Regions from separate parts of the Homo sapiens genome. Here region 1 is linked to region 2. A link is a contact called in ENCODE Hi-C or POLR2A ChIA-PET data. All regions are on one chromosome and are shown on one strand. Each heading gives the region's core, a stretch centred on a gene start or an enhancer-like site at or near the end of the contact. The rest is flanking DNA. Distances are from core to core; before and after follow the strand shown. Region 1 holds the start of DSEL (dermatan sulfate epimerase like). Region 2 holds the start of RNF152 (ring finger protein 152).

Evidence for each region. A loop is a pair of places that touch in the nucleus more often than their neighbours do. ChIA-PET counts read pairs that join two places held with the same protein, here RNA polymerase II (POLR2A). Pooled maps may share reads with other maps.
Region 1: a loop to region 2 is called in a map of naive thymus-derived CD4-positive, alpha-beta T cell, with 15 times the contacts of the local background. The contact joins the promoter of DSEL here to the promoter of RNF152 in region 2. A Hi-C loop is called at or near these places in 1 of 168 maps with a recorded cell type or tissue (naive thymus-derived CD4-positive, alpha-beta T cell) and 5 of 50 pooled maps. POLR2A ChIA-PET finds 5 or more read pairs at or near these places in 1 of 52 experiments (naive thymus-derived CD8-positive, alpha-beta T cell).

The regions. Positions count from the first base shown.
Region 1 is chr18:67,515,298-67,518,905 of GRCh38, reverse strand. DSEL (dermatan sulfate epimerase like) reads left to right here and starts at 2,186. Exons shown (of 2, transcript NM_032160.3): 1 at 2,186-2,545; 2 at 3,414-3,608. It overlaps DSEL-AS1 (DSEL antisense RNA 1), which reads right to left and starts at 2,360. Exons shown (of 5, transcript NR_033921.1): 1 at 2,157-2,360.
Region 2 is chr18:61,890,795-61,894,382 of GRCh38, reverse strand. RNF152 (ring finger protein 152) reads left to right here and starts at 1,376. Exons shown (of 2, transcript NM_173557.3): 1 at 1,376-1,588. RefSeq lists a silencer at 41-190.

The DNA of each region.
Region 1 (3,608 bases), core at 937-3,436, 5.6 Mb before region 2:
GGGGCAGAGCTGAAAGGCCACAATGTCGGTACCTGAATTCATTCTTCTCTAAAGTGAAAATGATCATACTGATATTTCAAAATCTGAAAACAACATTGGAAGAATATTTGCCTGGCAGATGTTCGCGCATTAATTCTCTCTGACTCACCTTGCCCTCGCATCATGAGACACTTTGAATCCATAGAAATAACCCTGCCCCACACTTTGTTCTGAGAAATGTTCTGTACATCTAGTAGCTGTGTTTACTAACCCTAAATTCTAGGCTCCCCTCTGCAAACAGATAGGAATCTCTGGAGTCAGCTCCCCGTTTCCCCCAACTCTACTCTCTCATAAATGTGGTTGGAGGCCATGGGTCCTCTTCCTCTATCAGGGGCCATGTAGAGGCACAATCCAGATTTTACAGGAAGTTGTGTCAGAAGAGGATCCTTGTTTGGGAATAAACCTCAGTGGAGGAGACGAGGCTCTGTATCAGCCCAATTGTTCGAGGTTCAACTCATTTCAAAAGCAGATATAGTACTTACAAAGGGGACTTGAGTGCTACTCATGACTTGAAGGAGTTTTGAATAGGGTACAGGAGTCAACCAGTTGAAATAGAAAGCAGAAAATAAACAACCTAAACGGCCGAATATAGGTACAAATGATATAGTTCTGGAGTAATACATTCTGGCTAGGGAAACTTAGGAGTTATTTACAGAAGAATGTAAGCATCTGAGTTGAGACCTGGATGATCAGATAATTTCAACAGTCAGAAGAATTTTAACTAGTAAGTGGGGTGGTTGGGTAAAGGACACTGTGAGGGAAAGAATGGAATAAGCATAGTTACTGAAGCACCCAAGCAAAAGCAAGTGTGGCTATTTGGACTGGGCTAGGGGTTACTACGGGGCCAAAACAGAAGAGTGATGAGGAGTTAGAGGCCACATTTCACCTCAAAGTTAAATGATTTGAAATTTATTCTGCTAGCAGTCGTCTACTGTTTGATTTTCAGCAGCAAATGATCTAAGCAAGACATTTATTTTTAAAATGTTAAAATATATCTTATTAAATATTACCAAAATAGTATGGGAAATGAAGAGACTGAATGTGTTACTAATCCCCAACTGAGAATGGAATTGTTCATTTGTGAAGCTTGATATTTCCCTGTATTTTTATTACTACTAAGCTATTATTTTTTACATTTGAGGTCAGAGCTTGGGTTGGTTTATGCCAAAGTGTCATCTCAGCTATCTGTGAGAAGCTCCATGTGTGGAGTGCAACAGGAGTCCCAGCCTGCTCTAGGATTTCCACGACCTGGCACTGCACTCACATGTCGTAGTAGCCGGGGCACACTGCCTTCTCCTGTCTGCATGTAGGTCTTTACCGAATACCAGGTCCCATTTTTAAATAAGAGGCTCCTTCTACTTGTTTGTCCCATGCTTCCCCTATTTATACTGCCTGAGAAATTGTTTTCCATCAGTAAAGCTGATTAGTCTTTTCTGTTTTCCCTTGATCTTTGTTAGCATCTGGGCTACAGAAGTTGTCCTCCTATATTAATCTGGGTATTTCGGTTTTGCTTTTCCAAAGGACAGCAAGCTCAGCCAGGCTGCCTCTCAGTTCCAAGGGAGTGCTCATTCCCTCCTTCCCCAGCCCTTGCTCTTTCCAAAAGGATGATTTCTGTCGTCCCAGGGCTTATCCCCTCCCACTCCAGCTCCTCCCATCATTTGAGTCAATCCCACAGCCCCCACTATGGCTCTATTATATAGTTGTCGTCTTCCCATAACCAAAAGGTTTTAACGCCAGCCTGGCAGCGTCTTTAGACTCTCGCACTCCCAAACTGTCCCCTCCTCCAGCTCGACTCCTCCGGGAGCGCGCGGCCACCGCTGCAAGCCCAGAACACAAACGCCTAGAGCTTCCTCCGCTTAGAAACCCGGGGCGCTTGGCCCCGCCTCACCTGCTTTCGGCCCCGCCCCGCCCGCCGCCGGCCTGCTCACGGCTCCTCCCGTCCTCCCCGAAGCCCCGCCTCTGACCCCGCCCTGTCCTGTCTCCGTCCCGCCCCACGCCCGCCAGCCAGCGTCGCTGTCTCTCGCCTTCCCTGAGGCCCCGCCTTCAGCCCCGCCTTCAACCCCGCCCCGTCCTGCCTCCGCCCCGCCCCCGCTTGCCGGCCCGCGTCGCCGTCTCACCCTCCCCGGGCTGCGCGGCCGGAGCTGGCACAGAGGATCCTCGGCCGCGGCGACATCACCGCCTGGGCACGCGGGCGCTGCTCTGGATACGGCGCCACCGAGAGAACCCGCCGCCCGCGGGTCTCTGTCCTGCGGTCCGTGGTTGCCCCCACAAGCGTCCGGCGTTTCCTGAGGGCGGGCGTGTCCGGGCCGTGCGGGTCGCGGGGACCGAGCGCGGCTGAGGAGACCGAGCTGGGGCAGCGCCTGCCGTAGCGCGGGAGACGACGCGGGGGTCTTGCGGAGCCCCGCGGGAGCCTGGCCCGCCGTGCAGAGCAGTTTTCTGGAACTCTCCACCTCCGTCTCCCTTGGGGCCCAGTGCGGCGCCGAGCCCCCGTCGGGATCTGCCTGAGGTAAGCGGACTTGGTGGCTCAGGGGTCTCTCGCCATCCTGCCTCACTCAGCCCCAGAGCGGGGAGCGGAGAATGGGGGCGGCAGGGTCGGAGGACGCCAGTGAAAAAATGCAACAGGCGGGGCGGATCAGGAAACTCCTAGCCTGAATGTTTCCTACAGAGGGGAGACTTGTCCAAGACTGAAACTTGCTTAGGTTCTTCCAGCCGCGGACGGGCACGGAGAGGCGTCTTTCGACACCGGGGTCCGAGCTCCCTCTGGCGGCTCCACCTGAGGACAGGGACTCGGCCACAGGTGAGCGCCGAGCGCGGAGCTCCCGCCCCTCGGCTTGGCGCCTGGTCACGATTCGCGGTTACCCCGCCGAGAAAAGTGACTGGTCCGAGTAGTTCTCATTAGGAAGATACCTTCTGATCCCATGAACTCTAAACCTTCCCCCGGAATTAAAAAAAAAAAAAAAAAAAAAGATCTTTTCAACTTTCAGTTTTTTGTCCCTCGGTCCTTGGGAACAAGAAATAACAAGGATAGCAGGACTCATCTTTGTGTAAACTGCATTTGAATACAAACATTTTTTAAGTGACTGAAGCCACGTTAGTGGCGTTAAACTATAGATATTGTCGGGAGAGTTCTATCTTGTATATTTTGTATTGTTAGTTGCTTGTCTTCTGCTGACGGTCACTGGTTTCCAAATAAGTGCGTGTAAATGGATAAGAAAAAAATCACTTGCCCTAGCTTAGGTTGCAGATAATATGAGATTTTACTGTGATTCTAAAATTTCTATTAAGTGATTGCAGAATGTTTAAGTCATCAGTTTATATTCATTCTCAGCATACCTGAAGCCTCAGAGAATTTTTATTTTGTCCCCCATCCCCAGAAAAGTGTCATGAAAAAAGAGCAGAAGAGAGACCTCACTGTTGCTGAAAGGGGAATTTTCTTTCCCCGTTGGCGGTTACTTCATGATCGGACGAGAAGTATCTAGGTGACTGAAGATATTCCATTTTTATGTTTGTACACATGAAGCTGATAAAAGAAGATGTGAACATGATTTCTCTTTGTCATAATAGGCTGA
Region 2 (3,588 bases), core at 127-2,626:
GGGCGGCCGGGCAGGTGGGGGTGCCGCCCGAAGGGCCGGGCCGGGTGCTGGGGCTGCAGGCGCCGCCGCCGCGCTGTCAGCGTCCGCCCCGTGGCTCTCGGCCGGAGGAGCGGCGGCCGCCGGCCCGGGGCGCGAGTCTGGCTGAAAGGAGCGGGCGCGCCGGGACCACCCGGCGATGCTGTCGCCGCCGCCGCCGCCTCTGTAGCGAGCACCCGAGCCCGCCGCGGAGAAAGGTCAGTGAGTTTCGGTTTGTTTCTCTGCTCTGCCGGCTCCGGATCGGGGGCGGACAGAGGGGTGCGCAGGGATGTCTGCGCCCCTACGGCGGCCGCGCCGAAGCCGTGGAAGCGGGAAAGGGCAGCTGCCGCCTGCTGTAACTGGGGAGATCTTCTGGACCGCGGAGGGGGTGGCGGGGCCGCAGGGTCCCGGGGAGGGGAGCGCGGGGTCTGGCGGGGCACGGGGGAGGTGGTCCCGGGAGTTGCGTGTCTCCTGAGAGCTGGCGGAGTTGGGCGGGCGGCCGCGGCGGGGAGCGGCGCTGTCGGCTGCTCGGCCGAGTCCTCGGATGCCCCCTGGAGCTCCGGTCCGAGGGAGCTTTCCTCGTGCCCGCGCCGCGCGCGCCCCTGGGTGTGCACGTGCGCGCGCGCCCGCCCCAGTTGCGCCCCCGGCCCGCACACACCCCGGCTCATCTTCTCCCGGTCCCCTTGTCTCGCGCCTTCTCCAGCCCTAGAAGTTGCCCCAGGGCCCCTCCCGGGATTAGAGAGCGCTGTGAAGGGCCAGATGTTGGGGGTCTTTTGTGCAGACACACGCGCCTGGGGCGCTTGCTCCTGGAAGGACAGCGGCAGGACAAAGCCAGCTGGACTCGTGGGGCGCTGCTCGGGAAGCGGCGGTCCCCAATCCCGCCTGGGGTCGGGGCATGGCTTGGGGAGCGCTGCCTGGGTCTGGAGAGAGTAGAGAAATCGCCAAAGCAGAGTGACGGTGACTTGATGAGGTGACGGTGACTTGATGAGGTGGCGGTGACTTGATGAGGTGGCGGACAGGGGCAAACGAAAGAAAGATGCTCGGGATTGCCGCGCTGTGTGCCTGTCTGCGCGGCTGACTAGGCGCCCCGCATTCCCATATGACCGGGTTACCTGGTAGATTTTGCCAGTGTGTCTTTGCCCCAAGATGTTATTCCCCACCTGCTCCGATTTCTTTCTTTCCTAGGGCTTACTGTTGCTAGTAGGCGCTCTGCCACCAGAGGGGAACTCGTGGGCGGGGGAGACTGCGGAGGAGGGGGGAGGTGGTTATTTATCCTGTAGAGACAATTAGGAGCCGTGACGCCCCCTTCTCGGCCGCCAGCCCTCCACACCTCATCTGCCTTGCTCCACCTCCCTAGTGCACCCGCTCCAGCCCCGTCTGCCCAGGAGGGCGCTTGGATTTCCTTCTCCGCGGCGCGTATCTAACCCTTCCTGCATGTATTTCACTGCAGGCTGAAGAAAGCTCAGTCTCAATTGTGTTTCCTGCCTGTCAGCCTCTTGCCTCCTAAACGTGTACCATTTCCACTTGATGTCATCACGCAGAAGGGGTGAAAGAGACTCGGTGACAGATACAGGTAACCCCCCACGATCTGGGTAGCGCCTGGGTGTCTCTGGGTCATTTGGGCCGACAGTGCTGGCACAGGGCTGTTTGGGTGGTTTCTGCATCAACATCGTTCCTATCTGTGAGAAGGTGTGGGGGCTGCTAAAACTCCTGGTTCAAAGAAATAAATTGCAAATGACTTTATACCTTCCCTTTGAAGAAGCCATTGGAGGTAGGTGCAGGGTGAATTTGGGATTGTAGAAATCCCACCTGGTTTCCTTTCATGGGAATTTTGATATAATTCATACACAGGCAGTTGTATCTGAATGTTAGGTTTCCATAGATGCCTGCTTTCTTATCTGTAGTAATAGATTTAGGCTTCAGTCTAGAGGTGGGGTATCCTTTGTTGAAAAGGTATCATTGGAAGGCTGATTGTACTTTTGCCCAGTGCTCTAATTGAGCACCGGTCAAATGCAGTGACCTTCGTATGAAATACTGTCTTTCTTCTGTTCCTTCATTGTAATAGTGTTTGCAATATTAAGAGAGACATGCTAGCAGTGAGTACTGGGAGGTGGAAGGGAGGGCTGTTGGGGGCAGCAGAAAGAGAACAGAGAAAACAGCTTGAGTGAAGTTTCCATTTAGATAGCCATGAACCAGTAGACTCTCATTCTGGATTTTATCTTTAGGTTATTGGGGCTTTTCCAAAAACTCTGGCCTGTTCTTTTCTTTCCAAGGATAGTTCTGTTTTGATGTCAGCCTAGCCAGATCTGGGGTTATCTTGATAAGAGTGCAATGAAAAAACGTAACCTTCAGACTTAGCAGGACACTCCGGCATTAGCATTTTCTGCTAGAGGGCAGAGTCCTGCGCATCCTACACTAGTAGCAGGGAATAAGAATGGTTATGGAAATGGGCTTTCGATTTTTCTTGTAGGAAGACAGATTGCTGAGGGCCAAAGGCTCCTGGTCTACTCTCTTTTACATTGCAGTAACACCTTGGTATCTGTGACAGATTCTCTCTTCACCATTTTCCTCCAAATCCCTTGAAAAATGAAGTTAAAAACTTGAAAGATTTATTATTCACCTCCAATGTAGTTTTGTTTTGGAAGGTGACTTTAAAAACATAGGTGACACTAGCATTTATCCTTCTACTACAAGCATTCAGGAGTCACTAGTAAAAGCAGTTGAGTTATCTAGTCCCAGGTGAAACAAAGGCCAGTGCTTTGCAAAGATCAGATGAGTAATGTGGTGCTAAGATAGAGGTATTTTTGACAAGTAATTTTTATGTCAGCAATAGTACAGGGTGTGTACTGTGTTGCTGCAAGAAGAAAAAACATGTGATGGGATAATAGGGAATGTAATAATGCAATAGAAACAAGGGTGTGGTTTTTTTTTTAATAGAAAGAATAAACACTTCGCACACAAAATTCCACATGGCAAAACAGTAGCCTGCCCATGTAAATGCACGTCCAAGAACAAAGATAGCCACAGTGCAGTGTTAGGTTTCATTGTGGTTTTAAATTGTGTACAGTAATAAATCATAATAAAGTGTCCATTGATGCTTAATTTTTTTTATATAAGAAGGAGGCTCCCCACCCTCAGATGTGTTTAGCTTTAGGCTGGAGGATCCCTAGAGGCTATTAGGCTGATCTCTGCCTCCAATGCCTGCTTCCTTTCTACAATGCTCATTTATTCATTTAGCAGATGTTTATTGGCACCTGATAGATAATGGACTCTGTGATAGATAATGGACTCAAGGGGTTGGGGTTGGGTGTAGGGGGAGACACAAAATTGAACTCCCTATAGGAAGACCTGATTCTAATTAACTTCAATGGAAGCTCAAGAGAGGTAGGATTGGACTTCTGGGGAGAGAAAATATGGTCATCCAGCCTCAACTTTAATGCCTCTTTCATTGAGGAGCTCACTGCTTCATAAATGGCTGTTGCTGTTGTCAGAAGGTGGCATTTTCATTGTAGTCTTTTTAGCTGAATTCCATACAGTTCGGTCCTTACATTGTTGAGGGTCATTCTGTTTTCA